Linked DNA regions of Homo sapiens: region 1 is linked to region 2. Evidence: chromatin loops called from intact Hi-C (ENCODE). Cell type or tissue: IMR-90. All regions are shown on one strand.

Region 1 (8,000 bases), 360 kb before region 2:
CTGCACTCCAACCTGAGTGACAGAGCAAGACTCCATCTCAAAAAAAAAAAAAAAAGATTACTTGCAATGTGAAATATAAAGCCACATCAATGCGCTTTTTGTATTCTACTACATTGAAATCCACTTGGTGTATCTTTTAATTTGAATGGATTATTTTTGCCTACACCTAGTTTTGTAACATTCTGCACTGGCTATATGGAAAAATATCAGTTCACTGAGTTATGCAGATCTTCAAAATGTTGACTCATTTCTTTGTACAATAACAAAAAATCACACTTCTTAGCTTCACCAGAAGTCTACATCATCAGAAAATCTGTAAGTATTAGTATGATGTCAAGCTCCTGAAGGCAGATACAAGTTTTCCAAAATTTTAGTTTTTGCTTGAAAATGTGAATTTAATCATTGGCAGAGAATGCCATGAGTTGTTTTCCTTCAAGGGGCAGGGTCTTTTCATTCATTTTTGAGAAAACTTATGACATATACCATATGAATAACCATAGTTTGTCAGTTGCTCTTTCAAGTAATAAAATTATTTTTTTTAATGCTTAGTAAGGACATTTTTAAGTGAAATTGACTTTTGTTTTTATTTCTGTTTTTTAACTGTGAGTGCATGTGTTAAATAATACAATAACTACTAATAAAGTTTATTGTCACTGCCTCGATTCCTGCTAAGGTACCTATAGTTTTACCCAAAGGATTCATGAACCACATTCTGGGAAAGATTGCTAATATTTTTTTAAAGGCAAAGTAGCCTCAACTGTAGACCAGACTAGACATCAAGTCCAATTTGAGAGCAGTTTTAACTTTTCTTTGACAATGACTGTGGCTTCTTTTCCAGATGACATCTGCCTAGTATGTAATTGGCGACTACATCCAAGTAAACATGTGGAAAATGAGAGCAAGAGGGTGTGTGGGCTCAGAGGGAATTGCTTGTTTGGGGGATGATGGAAGAGTGCAGTTCTGGAAAGAGATCAGTTCTATGAGTGTGTATTTCTGGTCTTCAAAAGATTACCACATACATGCTGTCATACAATTTATAATGTGCCAGAGGGAGATAAGTTGATGTGGAGAAGGAACATAGGCTTTGCAATCAGCCAGGCTTGAGTTCCAGTACCAACTCAGTTGCTACTGTCTATGTAACCTCTGCCAAGTTACTTTACGTTGCTAAGCCTTAATTGCTTTAATTGCCTTGCTAAAGTGCTTAGAATATTAGGATGCTGGGTGTTTAAAGGATGGGATGTTGGATAGATGCTGTTATGGCCACATGGAACCCCTGTCTCCTTTCAGGAATGGAGGACTTAACTTCCCCAGCTGCAGGAAGGGATGCTGAAGACAGCCCTCAGTTTCAGCCCTCCTTAGTCAAGGTCACACCTCCTCTTGAGAGTCAACCTGCCTCCTATGACTGATCTATGGCCTGGCCACTGTATCCCAAATTGGTATAATTCTGAAAGACCATACCAACACCAGAACTCCCCATGGGGTAAGCTGAGGCCTTTGTTGGAGCTATATATCACAGCTCAGCTTCTCACTCTGCCCACCCTGCATTTTTCTCTTCCCTTTCCACAAGTATCATCCCAATTAAGTATGCAAGAGCTCCCCAGTAAAGTCCTATATGTTAATCTTCAATTCAGAGTCTGGTTTCTTTTGAGCTCAACCTGAAGCAGATGTTTTATTAATATTATAATTTTTATTTATAAACCCCCACTCCCTCCCATGATGGGTGGGCCCTCATAGCTGGAGAGTCCTTTGTATACTGAGTAGCCTGAGGGTTGTAAGAGGAGCACTTGGACCCTGGAGCCAGGATAGGGCTCCAGCTAACTCCGTATTAGTCTCCATAATTAGGTGGGAGTCAACATACTTTGTGGGAGGAAGAAATCAAGTTGTGATGAGAGAAGAGGTGGGGATGTTGGGAGAAGAGGATTAGAAGAACCTTCTCTGGAAGAAGAGTAAGAAATAGAAGACTGGGGTTCAGACAGGTCTGATGAGGATATTTATATAGTAAGGATTCTGGAACCACCCTGCTTGGGTATAAGTCTGCCATGTACTTGCTTTATAACTGAACAAGTTACTCTATACTTTTATATCTCATTTTCCTCATCTGTAAAATGAGAATAGTAAAAATTGCTACTTTCAAAAGTTGTTTTAAAAATTAAATAATCTAACTAGAAATTAGAAGATGAAAATATATATTTTGTCATATATTTGTTCACTATCCAATAGGAACTGGGGGAAGCATACAAAATTATAGTAATGAATTTGTATGATGTGGATGTACCTAACTTTAGTAACTGCACAGAAAAGAGAGCTCTTTAAGGTCATATGAGAGACAGAGAAAAGTCGTTGCAGAAGTGGCATTTGAGAAATTGTGGAATAAGTAGGAGTTTGCCAGGAAGGGAAAATGGGGAAAAATAGAGAGGATGACACTTGAGAAGGGTCAGAGATGCAAGAATTTTGGAGACCACAAAGATTTCTAATGTTACTGGTTTGCTCTGACTGGAAGGTACAACAAACACCATAGCCATTCTCTGTCTGATTAATATGACTGCTCATTCCATATACAACTATAGCTTCTTATTCTTTTATTTTTATGAATGTCTTCAATTTGGAGGAACTTACCTATGTTCTCTCTGGAATGGTTGGAGGACATTTGTATGGCAGTGTATAGTGTCATAACCACAGATATGTCTTTCTGTTGACCTTAACTTCCAAACACTGTGATCTGCTTTGAACTTATACTTATTTCCTGGTCAACCTACAGCTTGAGGGCAAGCTCAGAATAAACCACGTTTGTTTGAGAGTTTCGACACTCATCAACTGGGGGAAGCATATTCCATACCCTCTTACCTGTCTGTCAGGCACAGTATGAGAAGAACGTTGACTTTGAGGTCAAATATACCTGTGTTGATCTTAGTTTTGTCCCTACTAGTTGAGTACACTTGCCCAAGTTACTCAGCTTTGCTTATGTTATCTGTCCAATGGAGGTAATTATTATCTCATAGAGTGGTTGAGAATATCAATGAATTATTAAATGTCAAATTATTGGTACAATGCCTAATATGTATTAGGTACCTAGTAAGTATTAGTTCTCCTCTTGTCTCTTTGCAAATATGAAAACTGTTGACCTTCAGATGTGCGCCAGTGCATGTGAAGTCAATGTGGGGATTAGAGTTGGCCTCTTTCACCTCCAAATTAAAATCAAACTGTGCAGATTCTTAAATGCACCCAATTTAGACTACCTATAGATTAGAGAGCCACAGCACACTTCAAGTGATAAACGGTAGGATTTTTTTAGTCAATTTGATGAATCGCTTTTAACAATTTTACAGGGTTATCTGTTATGAAATACTAACCCTAATCTTATTCATATCTTTAATATTATCCATTCACCTTGATGCTTCCAGTGATTTAAAGATATTTTATTTTTTATTGACACATTTTTGTAAGCTATCACAAATTCCTTATGGAAAGAGTAAGATATACAACACACAAAACAATGGAATGAAGTACGATAAATAAAATAGCCAAACAAAGAATTTATCGAGGGCAACTTTCTGCCTCAATGTGTGCTTTGTATCTTAATTAGGCTGAAAGCCTTGGGAAGCATACCATTTTATTGAACAAACACTATTTGACCTTTCTAATATTTTATTTTTACCCACAAAGAAAATATCCAAAGAACGAAACTTTCTGATATGGAACAAATTCTTATTTTTCTTTGGCACATACTTTGTATTGGATTGTCAAAGACAAAGGAAGAAAGGCTCGCTGAGAGCCATGGGAGAGTGTGGTGTTTTCAATGCACCTGGCATTCCTGGCTCTTCTCCTACTGGGGCATAGGGCTGTGTGAAGGGCTGGACGTTTTCAATCACAAATTCTTGCTTTGTCTATAGCATTAACCCTGTGAGCCTTCTCCACTCTTTCTATGACACTTGGCATCTATCTCCTTCCCCAACCCTGGGCTGATAGAACAAACTGGTAGAATCAGTTGACACAATCTCTATCAGAAGCAACTGGCCTTGTCTTATCCAGAGCCAATAACGCACAACACACAAGATGGCTGAAGTCCAAGGTTCCTGCACATTAACAGATGGAGGGGAATTATCAGTGGAGAAATACAACCAAGCACCATGTGGATGGGTGACAAGAAGTCTTCTGGCCAGAGGAACAGATTACATACCAGCACTGCCTTGGCTCACTGCCCCGAAGAAATACATAGCAATCCACACTCGGGGAAAATTCCATGAAATAGCAGAGCAGGAACATCCTGAAGCCAATGGCAACACATTCCAAGAAAAACATCCAATGAACCAAACCCAAAACAACACAGACCTCAGAAACGTAAATAAGAATTAACTGAAAAAGGAAACCTTCAGAGTCTTGGGAAGCAACACAACAGATTAAGTGACCACAAAACACTAAAACACCAACTAGTTATTTACCCACTGCTTTGCGGTAAATATAAGGCCCATAGTCTCCAGGAGGTTATTTCTGGGCGCCAAGGACTTAGCACATAGTCCAGCAAAGAGCTTGGGCTTTATTTTCCTACCCAGGGCAAGTGGCATTTGTAATGGGCCTGAGAACCAGAAAGAAGATATTTTTGAACTACTTAGTCTTATGGCTATTTATAAGGATGAGAGAAGATCAGAGGGTGGGAAATGCACTGGGCTTCAAGTTAGAAGACTAGGGTTTGCATTCTTACTCTGCCACTGACTAGCTCTGCTGTCTTGGCAAGCTACTTAACCAAGCTGAGCTTTGATTTCCTCACTTGGAGAAATGAGTGGATAATAAAAATTATTATTTGTTCCTCATGGGGTTGATCTGAATATTAAATGAGAAAATGGAAGTACTCCTAAGAGGCAGAGTACAATGCAGTAGCCAGCCATTATTATGGTTGTTTCTATTGCTGTTACTACTTCATTACCCTAGGATCACAGGAGAATTCACGTTTGCTAACTTGAGATGAATTTCCTGATAGCTGAGGTTTGCCCTCACCCCCAAGCATCTATCTCAATGAATTATCTGCTTCCTTGAGAAGGTTCTTGTACATAGTTTAAACTTTTCTTGATGACTTAGAACCAAAGATATGAACATCTATTATTGTCCTCAGTAGCTTACAGTTAGTTCTGTTTGATTTTTCTCTCTTTCTTCTGTGAAGTCAAGCAAAGCCACAACCCACAACTCCTGACCTGTCTATATTTGTTTATTTATTTATTTTTGAGATGGAGTCTCACTCTGTTGCCCAGGATGGAGTGCAGTGGTGCAATCTCAGCTCACTGCAACTTCTGCCTCCTGGGTTCAAGTGATTCTCCTGCCTCAGCCTGCCAAGTAGCTGAGATTACAGGTGCCTTCCACTATGCCCAGCTGATTTTTCTATTTTTAGTTGAGATGGAAATTCACCATGTTGGCCAGGCTGGTCTCAAACTCCTGACCTCAAGTGATCCGCCCACCTCAGCTTCCCAAAATGCTAGGATTACAGCTGTGAGCCACAGCACCCAGCCAAAACTAATCTCTTCCTGACCTGTATTAATAGCTTCTCCTACCTCTATTTTGCTTGCCTATTTCTAATTTGGTCCACCTCAGATGATCAAGCTTGGTAGAAATGAGTGCTAACCATGAAACAGAGAGTCTCTATTTAGAATTTTGGTGATAAAATATGAGGCATTCATACAGGGACTTTGAGATCACCACAGTAGAGTGTAGAGACATATTTTGGCTCAAGATTAGAGAGTGGAAGGTGTCAGAGAAGCTAACCTCAGGGTGAGCACATAGTGCCTGAATTAGGAATGCTTTGGATATGTTTGGCTCACTCACATATCTCTCTCATTTTGATGTAGGTAGGTACAAGTGTGATACTTATCAATTTATAGTTGGTGGGGAACAAAGCCTGAGTCAGCCTCATTAGGGGCAAGGAAGTATTTTGAAGACCTGCGGGAACAACTCATATGTGTCAATCCACACATAACAATTTAGATTGTTTTGACTAAATTATACTTCCTATCAAGATCTAGAGTCATTCAGTTCAGCAAAATGACTTCAGGGATCAGCTTCTTAGCTGAATCAGATCATTGTTTTACTGATTTCACCTAAACAAACTGTTGTTTAAGTATCCCAGCTTTTCACCATGGTGGAATTATGATAGAATCACAGGACATAGTGCTAGAAGAGCCCTTCCATGTCATGCATCCCAGTGGTTCCCAAGTGCTACTCTGAAGACCCATGTTGGTCCACAATACAGAACAGTACAGGTTCCCAAGTACTACTCTGAAGACCCATGTTGGTCCACAACAAGTTTTCACAGGTCTGTGGAAAAATGAGAAAAAAATAAGGACAATAAGACGATTCAGCATCTTTCCCCATGAGGTTAATGTAATCATTTTAGAGTCATGTCTTATATTTCATAATTTTTCTTTTTTTTCTTTTTTGGAGTTCCTTGTCCTTTAATTTGAAATGATTGTAATGGTAAGTGACAGTTATTTTTCAAAAATCTATTTCTCAGATCAAAAAATTGACCATGTTATGTTAGGCTCCTGGTTGGTACTGGTCTTTTGTTGTTGTTGTTGTTGTTGTTTGTTTATTTGTTTGTTTGCTCTATAAACTTCAAAAATTTGGGAACTTCAGATCTAGACAAGCTCCTTATTTTTCAAATGGGGAAACAGACTCCCCCAAATTGTCAAAGTTCACACAACTGGGAAGATGGAAAATTAGGACCAAAGCTTGGCCCCCCTGTTCTCTTTGCCCCACAGCTATCTCCTCAACAAGTAGAATGTTATAATTATGACCAATTCTGTTGAATGAGAAGAATGAAGCTCTGAAAGAAGAAGCGATCAGAGAAAAGGAAACCTCTTTCTCAAGTACACACCAAAGTGCCCGAAACTGATACTTCATGTATGTTATTTTCTTTATCTCTTACAACAACCCTAAAAAGAGATACAGTTGAATACACATTATAAATAAAGAAAACTAAGTTCAGAGGTGTGATAGATACCTTAACGACTCAGAATCCATCAAACTATAATATCACCAATTTACATGCTATTCAACAAATATCTGTTGAGTGTCTTTCTTGTGCTAGGTAAGACTAATGCTAATGTAATTGAAAGATTTTAGCAAATTATACAGTGATAAACAGATATTCAATGACTTTTTAAAAAACTATCTATCTAAAAAATTCCTGTGAGGCTGGTTATTATTATTTTCATTTTATAGATGAGAGAGTGAAATTAGTAGAGTTCAAATGTGTTACCCAAAGTCATATTTTGGCATGTTGCTGTGACTGGCTTTCTGATTCCTAATCCTGTTCCCCTTTCTCTATACTCTGCTAGGGATATCTTTTTCCAGAGAAGAGGCATGGTGCACCAGAAAAACCTTAGTATGCAAATAATCATGGGCCAATCGGCCACAATTATTTCTTTGAAAAGGTAGGAGCGAAAGAAGAGTTGATGGAGACACCAGGCATGAAAGGGTCATAAGTTCTGGGCTTTCCAATAATAAGCCATTCTCCTCCAGATGATTTTAATAATCTCTAGCACATGTGTTCTAACCCCTTGATGCTGTACAATATGTGTAACCAAATAAAAGATCTCTCCAGATTTAGAGATTTACTGTTTGTGATGGGAAAAGGCCAACCAGATGACATCATTTATATTCCAAATATGAGCTGCTGCCAAGGCTGGTGATGTTAAGCTGGAGAAATTGATCCTCAACATTATTCTTTGAAGGGAAAAATAAAACTGGTCTTGGCCTAGATGGTGTCTTTTTAAAAAATAATTTATGTAAATATGAAGATGAGTTTAATAAACTTCTATTTTATCCAGGATTGCTTATGTCCAGTGTGTGGGTTGTTTAGATACAAAATCACTTCCAAATAATTAAACAAACTGGGTTAGGGCATACAAGTTAGCATTTTATTGTTGTTGAGTGGATAATTGATGGGGGATTGACCTGAGGCTCATCTGCCCTCAATTAGCAAAGCATACAAGTTTCCAGGGCTGTGGTCACTC
Region 2 (8,000 bases):
ATGATAATTCTTGCTTATTATGATTGTGATTATTATAATAGCAGTCTTTTCCTTTTCCTCTGAGCCCCAATTACCACAACCATAAAACGTTTAGATTTCACCAAATAGTTTCTAGGACCCTCTGAGCTCTATTAGCAAAGAATCATGAGATTTTTAAGTATAGAAATTAAGGGTCTAGGGTGTAAGAAACACTGGGGAGACCTCCTTTGGCTGAGACTATTGCAATGTAAACTGAAAACAAGGTGCTGTCAAATACTGTCAACTTAACAACCTTGATTAAAACTCAAAGAATAAAGCCATCAAAACCCCAGAAAACCAATCTAGAAAACAAATTTGTCCAATTAGTTTAGAAAATCAGTTCACACGCGCTTTGGGGCCACCTAAATAGGATTACATTTGTGCGTGATTGACAATGAGCATTAAGCCATAGATGGAAGCTTGCCCTGGGCTAGAGAGGGTGATAATATGGAAGACTTTATTGCCTGAAGAGTCTCCCCTACTGTAGCCTTCACCCATGAAAACTTCACTTTAGGTAGATTGTAGAGATGTGTACATTTTAAAGGCTTTAAGGCATTCTCCTGTGAAAAGTCAATGTGTCATATTTATCCCTCATGTTGCTATAGCTATGGTCCTTTTCTAAGCACTTTCGCATCCATTTGCTCATTTGAACACAGCATGACCCTGTGGAGGGTCCCGGCTGAGAAGCATGAAGGGTGGGATGGGGCCCAAAGCCTGCCACCTACTTGCAGTGTGGGACTCAGAGGAGTCTGAGTTTAGCTCAGGATTCCTTTCAGGAGGACTTCCCTGATTATCTTTTCACAGGACAGCCTCTTCATTTCTGTAAGCACCAGGCAATCTATTGAGTACTTTGAGGAACTTCAAATGAGCTAATGGCCCTGTTGTGGTCAGGAGTGCTGGCCTCAGGATCCCTGGGTTCAAATTCCTAGTATCACTACATCCTGGTGCCATCTTGCAAGAAGAACCTAACTTCTCTATGTTTCAGATTTCTTGTCTTAAAGGGACAAAATTATATCTACCTTGTTGAGTTTTATTTTTTTGAGATGGAGTCTTGCTCTGTCGCCAGGCTGGAATGCAGTGGCACCATCTCGGCTCACTGCAACCTCCAACTCCCTGGTTCAAGTGATTCTCCTGCCTCAGCCTCCTGGGTAGCTGGGATTATAGGCATGTGCCACCATGCCCAGCTGATTTTTGTATTTTTAATAGAGATGGGGTTTCACCATGTTGGCCAGGATGGCCTTTATCTCCTGACCTCATGATCTGCCCACTTCAGCCTCCCCAAGTGCTGGGACTACAGGTGTGATCTACCATGCCTGGCCTTAATAAAAATGAAAAGACATAATCCATTGAAATTATTTACATTAGGGTTTCTCAACATCCACACAACTGGCATTTTGGACTAGACAATTCTTTGTTGCTGGGAACTGTCCTATGTACTGCAGGATGTTTAGCAGCATCACTGGCCTCTACCCACCAGATGCCATAGCACTCCAAAAATGTCTCAGACATTTTCAAATGTTTCAGGGGTTGGGGGGCAAAATTAATTTCCATTGAAAACCACTGCTTAGGCTGGCACAGTGTCTCACACCTGTAATCCCAGCACTTTGGGAGGGTGAGGCAGGCAGATCACTTGAGGTCAGGAGTTCAAGACCAGCCTGGCCAACATGGTGAAAGCCTATCTCTACTAAAAATACAATAAAAGAAAACCAGGCTTGGTAGTGGGCACCTGTAATCCTCCTGTAATCCTAGGTACTCGGGAGGCTGAGGTACGAGAATGCTTGAGCCTGGGAAGTGGAGGTTGCAGTGAGCCGAAATCACACCACTGTGCTCCAGTCTGGGCAATATAGTGAGACTCTGCCTCATGAAAAAAAAGCCTAATAATAGCTCAGTGAATGTTAACTATTACTGTAATTTGTATTATTGTGTTGTGATTATTAATGTCTTCTGAAGATGAAGTACAAATCTCCCCATTCTATGCTACTATAGAGAAGAAAGAATTCAGTTTTTAAAGCTGAGATAAATCAAATAATTCTAGCATCACAGATTTGCTGGTACTAGTTCCCCCGTGTATTAAATAGGCACAATGTGGCTATTTCTTAAGCTAGTTGAAGATTCAGTGAGCAAGCGCAGATCAAACAGCCTGGTGCTGAAGAGTAGATCAGTGGCTGTTACCTGAATCATACTGTTTTGTCCCTTTGAGGAGGGGTGCTCTGGAAAGAGCCCCTGCCAGCCTCAGAGGAAGGGACATTGCTGGGCAGCAGGTCACATGCAGTGCTTGTCTCAACAAAGCAAAGTAACATGTGGCAAGCACAGCTGGGGGCAGCTGTTCCCTCGTTCCCTGAGGATAAAGCCCTGCTCTGTGGATGAGCATTTTTTGGCACCAGGATAGACACAGCTAAGCCTAACTGGTTATCTGCCAGGCTTGAAGCTGGCCCAACCTTGCCCACCCATCTGCAATTCTTTCCTGATTAGGAAGAAAGTAAATTCACCTCTGAGTCCTCTGCGTGGGAACAAAGCTCTACTTTGCCTGACTTTCAAGATACACAATTAGGATTCCCCAAAGGTTATTGGTGTCAGACTGGCACACAGTAGGTGTTTAACATACTTTCTAAAACCTTTGATGATGCTAGTTTTATGTATCCTGCTTCACTTAATCCTCACACTAATCTTTTGGAGTCAATATTATTGAATTTTATAGATGAAGAAAAGGTTCAGAGGGTTAAGTGGATTTTCTAACAAAACATAACAAGCCGAGTGGTGAACCTTGCATTTGAACCCACATCTGTCTAACTCTGTGCCCTGTGATCTTTCTAATATTGCACCTGTAACGTACAAATCTGGGAAAGAAAAGTAAATCGGGAGGCTATTTCATGATTTTTTTTTTAACTCTCAAGCAGGTGAAAAGATTGCCCACTCACACAGACCCAAGTAACAGATTAGTCTCTCCAACTTCATTAGAAACAATTTTATTTCTCTGAATATTGTGTCTCATTGATTTGCCCTTTTTCCAGGCAGGCACAGTGTTAGAGGCTGAGAATTCTGATCTGAAAAGCCCAAGTCAAAGACCTCCCTGAATTTGAAAAGCCCACAGGAGAAAAACAAGAGATAATCCTTTGACATTTCTTTGCAAGATCCCAATTGTGGCAAATTTTGTGTTCCCAAGTGCTGTGGAGGCACAAGGCAGCAATGACCAGCTCTGTCTGTGAGAGTCAGAACTTCCCAGTCAAAGAGAAATGAACTGAATCTTAAAGGGGGAGCAGGAAGATGTGCACAGTGACTTGTCCCTGAGCCTGGTCCTGGTAAAGGGAACTTAATGTTTAAAGGCATAGTGATGTATAAAGCGGGTGTTTAGGGAGCAACAAGTAAGGCTATGTGGTTGGATTTTAACATCTGCCATTAGGATGCAGACACGGCTAAACATTTGCCAGGTCTTCCATAGCCCCCTAGTATGTCAGAGCCAGACATTCACAAGGTAACTGAAACCAGAGAAGGAACCTGGCCTGTTCAGGGACACTGGAGAGCAAACCTCACTCCTGATTCCCAGAACAACACTTCACCAAACTGAGCTGCCTCTTGTGTAATCACCCTCATTCTCGTTTGGAGCCACCGCCTATGTGTCTCCTGCCTGGCCCAGATTCCTGGGGTCTCAAACCACATGAGACCTCAGAAGGGTGCATTAGTCATTTGCATTACTATCCGACCAGCATAGTTTCCTGGCCATGAAGCCTCCTGGCTTTAGAGATGCGTAACATGTGCTCATTTCCCTGCAGGGTTCAGCTTCGTTTAAGCTCAAACAAATGAGAAATGCTATGAAAAAATGTACAGTCCTTGACCTTTGAGCTCTTCCAGTTGGCTGATGGCCTTGGGTGAATTCCTCCCCCATGAATCAAAGTCAGGAGCCAAGTTGCATTATTTTAAGGACTCCAGGCTCAATGCCTTTCCCCTGTTTGCACTGCTCTCTCATTCCCTCCAAGTCCTACTGAGTCTTTGAGGCTCAGGCCAAGTGCCATCTCCTCTGGAAGCCTTCTCCCATTCCACCTCTCCACAACATCTAGTCCAAAGCTATCACTCTCTTCTCTGAACTTCTAAAATACTGTCTCTAATATCTATTCCACACCCAGCATATTTTAATTAAAATGTGAAAAAGGAAAATACAAATTTATGTCTTGTTACTTCCCCAACATTATACACTCTGAAGGCTTCCCCAGCCATATGGCACTGTCTGTCTCAGGCCAGTGGCACATTGGCTTACTTCTACCTTTGGATTGATGTCATTCCTACCTCCCAACACACTGTTCTCACTTTGTTTTCCTTCTCTCCCCCTCCATATCCACTCATCTGGCTTTCCCTACTGGGCCTTAGTAGATATTGAACATTTAACCATGGGCTACAAGTTACCATGTGACCTGAGCTTCCCAGGATGAACTGACTGTTGTCTGGCCCATCAAGCCATAAAGTTGGGTGTGTTCATCAGCACTCTACCATCAAATGGAAGTGACGTATAGGAGATGGGGTTCAAACAAGCCCTGGAAGCATGAGTAAGTTATGTGAAGAAGTGACCCAAATGCCCATGGTCCTCACTCCTATGTTACCTTATATCTCCCAGCCTGCACCCTATATCCTCATGAAAAGTTTTCTGTGATGAGTTGACACCTTTACCTACTTCCTGAATGACTACAGAAGCCTCTGAACTGGTCCCCTTGACTCTAATCCCTTTTATTTCCTTTTCTCCACTATAACTTGCCAACATGATCTTCAAAAAATGCTGCCCTGAGCACATTGTTCTCAGAAAGCTATGGCCCATTCCCACCCCTGTTGCTTGCAGAATTCCTGCTTACTATTCAAGGCCATGCTCATACTCTGCCTTCTGTTATCACTCCCCAGAGGGTACAGCTGGTTGGTGCTTCTCAAACATTATTCCCAAAGGACCCTTAAGGGCACAGAAAAGTGATCAAGTGTTCCTGAAGGTCCTAAAGGTAAAGCCTGAAACAGATCTCTATAAGAGTCCTTCCAAGACCAATGGATTATCTAAGAATTATGTCAACTTTACCTTTATTCTATGATATTTCTGGATGATTCAATATTACCTAATGTTATGTTACTTACATTTTCCTAGTAAATGTGATATTCTGTAAAAACATGCTGTCTTTATTCTCTAACTCTGTATATAGCACTGACAAGCCACCATTCCTCCCCCACATAAGTCTTTCCAAGTTTGAGAAACATGAGCCCTTGAGTACTTTTTTATTCTTCTATTTCTCTCGGGCATGGTTCTTTGCCTGAAAAGTTCAGGAAATTTCACACTATGCTACGGCAATATGCACAGGACAGTCCTAGGCATTTGGAGTGTTCATAGATTCTCCGTATCAATTAAAGATTGCTTAAAATTGAAGATAAGTCATGACTATACACAGTGATAATACTACTAAACATCATGCCAGGAATGACAACTTATATAGTGCTGACTAACCAAATACTTTCCTAAGCTCTTCATGTATATAAACACACTGAGTTCTGAGAACCATACCATGAAATAAATACTGCTAATATCCTCATTCCAAATACATGATAAGAAAACTGAGCTTGGCTTTGAAATAGGCATTCCAGCTCCAAAGACCATCACCTTAACCACTACATTAATACTTCTCAATTGTCATTAATATTAACATTATCAATAAGAGTAATAACAGTAATAGCAGTAATAGTAGTAGCTGCAGTAGCAGCTACAATCACAGTAACTGCCCACACACAAGCACACCCCTTAGAATTTAAATAAATCATATAAAATCTTCTTGAAATCCTGATAGTACAGATTTGTTTGCCATAAGACCTTCATAAACAACTGCTCTCTGAGCTCTATCTTCCTTTTCTACCCACAGAAGTTCAGGCAGAGGTCTCCCAAGATCCCTGTGGTTAGAAGTTTCAGTGACAGCATGCTGAAACTAGATTGCTATGCACACAAATTGAGGCGGCTCTGTGACTATAAGTATCATGGGCAATAAGAAGGTGAAAATTCAAAGATCTCAATGCTTCTGATTGACATTCAAGAATCCACTTTGGTCTGGCTCCTACTAACCAATAGGCAGTCCTTAAACTTGAAGTCCTTTACCAGAATAGAATACTTGTTGGCTAAATGCAGGCTGGTATGCCCAAATAAGTCATGGAATAAAAGGAAATAGGATGCAGCTGTGTGCTCCATCGACCTCCTCCTACCTCCCACACTAACCAGGTTCCAACAGTGGCTGGGTAAATGGGGCAAAATTGTTTCTTCATTGATTCTTAGGTAGGACAATATTAACTATTATCAAGTGCAACTGGGTTACCACTCAAACAGGAAATACGGGAGCAAATGGAAACTGCTCCTGGGTTTGATTCCAAGAAAAGACTCTTATCAAAAGAATGCAAGGGAGTCAATGTGGGCATGAAGGGGGTCACTGATGGTGTGTGGCCCTGTGCTGGATCTTTATAAATCACTGAGATCATTGATGTCAGTATAACACGTGTCCATTCCCAGAGGGGAAAGGATAGGGCAGTGCTGGGGCTGGAGTCAGTCAGTGGCAATAGGAGAAAGTCCTAGCAGAAGGGAAACACCTCCAAAGGTCTAGCAGTAGAAAAAGGGAGCCAGGGACAGACTAAGAGTTGTCTTTTAGCCACATCTCTCAATCAGCTAGAGGGAGATCTTTTAAATGGATGGGGGAGCAGTGATTAAGGTTAGGATTCTAAGATTAGGGGAAGAAGCAAGAAAAGACTTTAGGCTTGGATTTAATTAGATTAAATCCTCAGTCAAATGATGGTGACGTTACCTCTGTCACTGGGCCATCATTGATTCCTCAGTGTCCCAGATGAGGATACTGGTGCTCAGAGAGATAAGGTAACTTATCCAAGGTAATACAGAAACAAATGTGTGGCATCAGTATTTGGAGTAATATCCATCTGACCACAAGGCTCATTTTTTTAAAAAAATATATTCTAACAAGAAGTTCTGTTTCTGACCAAGGATATACTGTTCTTTAAAACTTTAAAAAGGTGATGGCTTAAAACACACTAGAAAGTTTAAATTTAAAGTTTCTGGTCCTTTGTATAAGACTATAAGATGTAGCTTCCTAAAATCTAAAGCTCTCAGAAGTGCCTTCATTACTGCACATGACTAGGTGAGCTGGTTCCTGGCCTCAGCAGGATGTGGGTGAGACTCGGGTCCATCAGACACATGTCCATTCCCAGAGTGGAAAGGATGGGGTAGTGCTGGGGCTGGAGTCAGTCAGTGGCAATAGGAGAAAGTCCTAGCAGAAGAGAAGCACCTCCAAATGTCCAGCAGTAGAAAAAGGGAGCCAGGGACAGACTGAGTTGTCTTTTAGCCACATCTCTCAATCAGCTGGAGGGAGATCTGTTAAATGGATGGGGGAACAGTGATTAAGGTACGGATTCTAAGATTAGGGGAAGAGCCAAAAAAAGACTTTAGGCTTGGATTTAACTGGATTCCCCCCCAAAAAAGTTACCAAAATGTGGTATCAGAAACACACACTAAGGCTAATTTTTTAGGAAGGTGAGCAGAGTCCGAATATCAAAAACAGGTCAAGGCAGGAAAGGGATAAGCAGAACAAGTAACTTGATGCACTTGAAATTCCAAATAAGGACTCCTTATGGTCTTGTATCTAGGGACAGCATGCATAGGATTCACCAAATGCTGGTATCAGAAAAGGCATTAGAGACAGAGAAAATAGCATCTACCAAAACATAAAGGCTTGAATGTATATGGCATTTTGGGAAATACTGGACCTGTGATTGAGGGAAGTAGTACTTGGAAAATGTCAGGTGGAAGCAAATTGCATAAGACCTTGAATGTCAAATTGCCTGGAATTGTCTTGTAAAAAGTCAACAAATCTGGGTAATGCTAACTGGCAGATGATAGAGGGCAAGAGGAAGACACAGGGCCCGTGGCTGGTGCTTAATAGAAAAAAAATGAATAGTATGATAAATTCTGC

Evidence for each region. Peaks named below come from ENCODE experiments on the same cell type or tissue, not always from the same donor. Only the 100,000 strongest peaks of a DNase experiment are listed, where the experiment ranks them.
Region 1: a loop joins it to region 2, with 2.8 times the contacts of the local background. A loop is called at or near these places in 2 of 110 quality-filtered maps.

The regions. Positions count from the first base shown.
Region 1 is chr1:56,070,398-56,078,397 of GRCh38, reverse strand. All of the region lies in intron 2 of LOC105378741 (a long non-coding RNA gene), which reads left to right. LOC124904591 (a long non-coding RNA gene) reads right to left here. Exons shown (of 2, transcript XR_007067031.1): 2 at 7,883-8,000. Among named protein-coding and RNA genes, the nearest start is that of LINC01755, 130 kb to the right of the region's middle. In IMR-90, no CTCF peak of the experiment used is centred here; DNase peaks (open chromatin) are centred at 4,237 and 7,617; H3K27ac peaks cover 693 bases.
Region 2 is chr1:55,714,784-55,722,783 of GRCh38, reverse strand. No RefSeq gene overlaps it. Among named protein-coding and RNA genes, the nearest start is that of LINC01753, 230 kb to the left of the region's middle. RefSeq lists enhancers at 1,824-2,324, 2,325-2,825. In IMR-90, no CTCF peak of the experiment used is centred here; DNase peaks (open chromatin) are centred at 3,743, 5,503, 5,923 and 6,453; H3K27ac peaks cover 6,557 bases.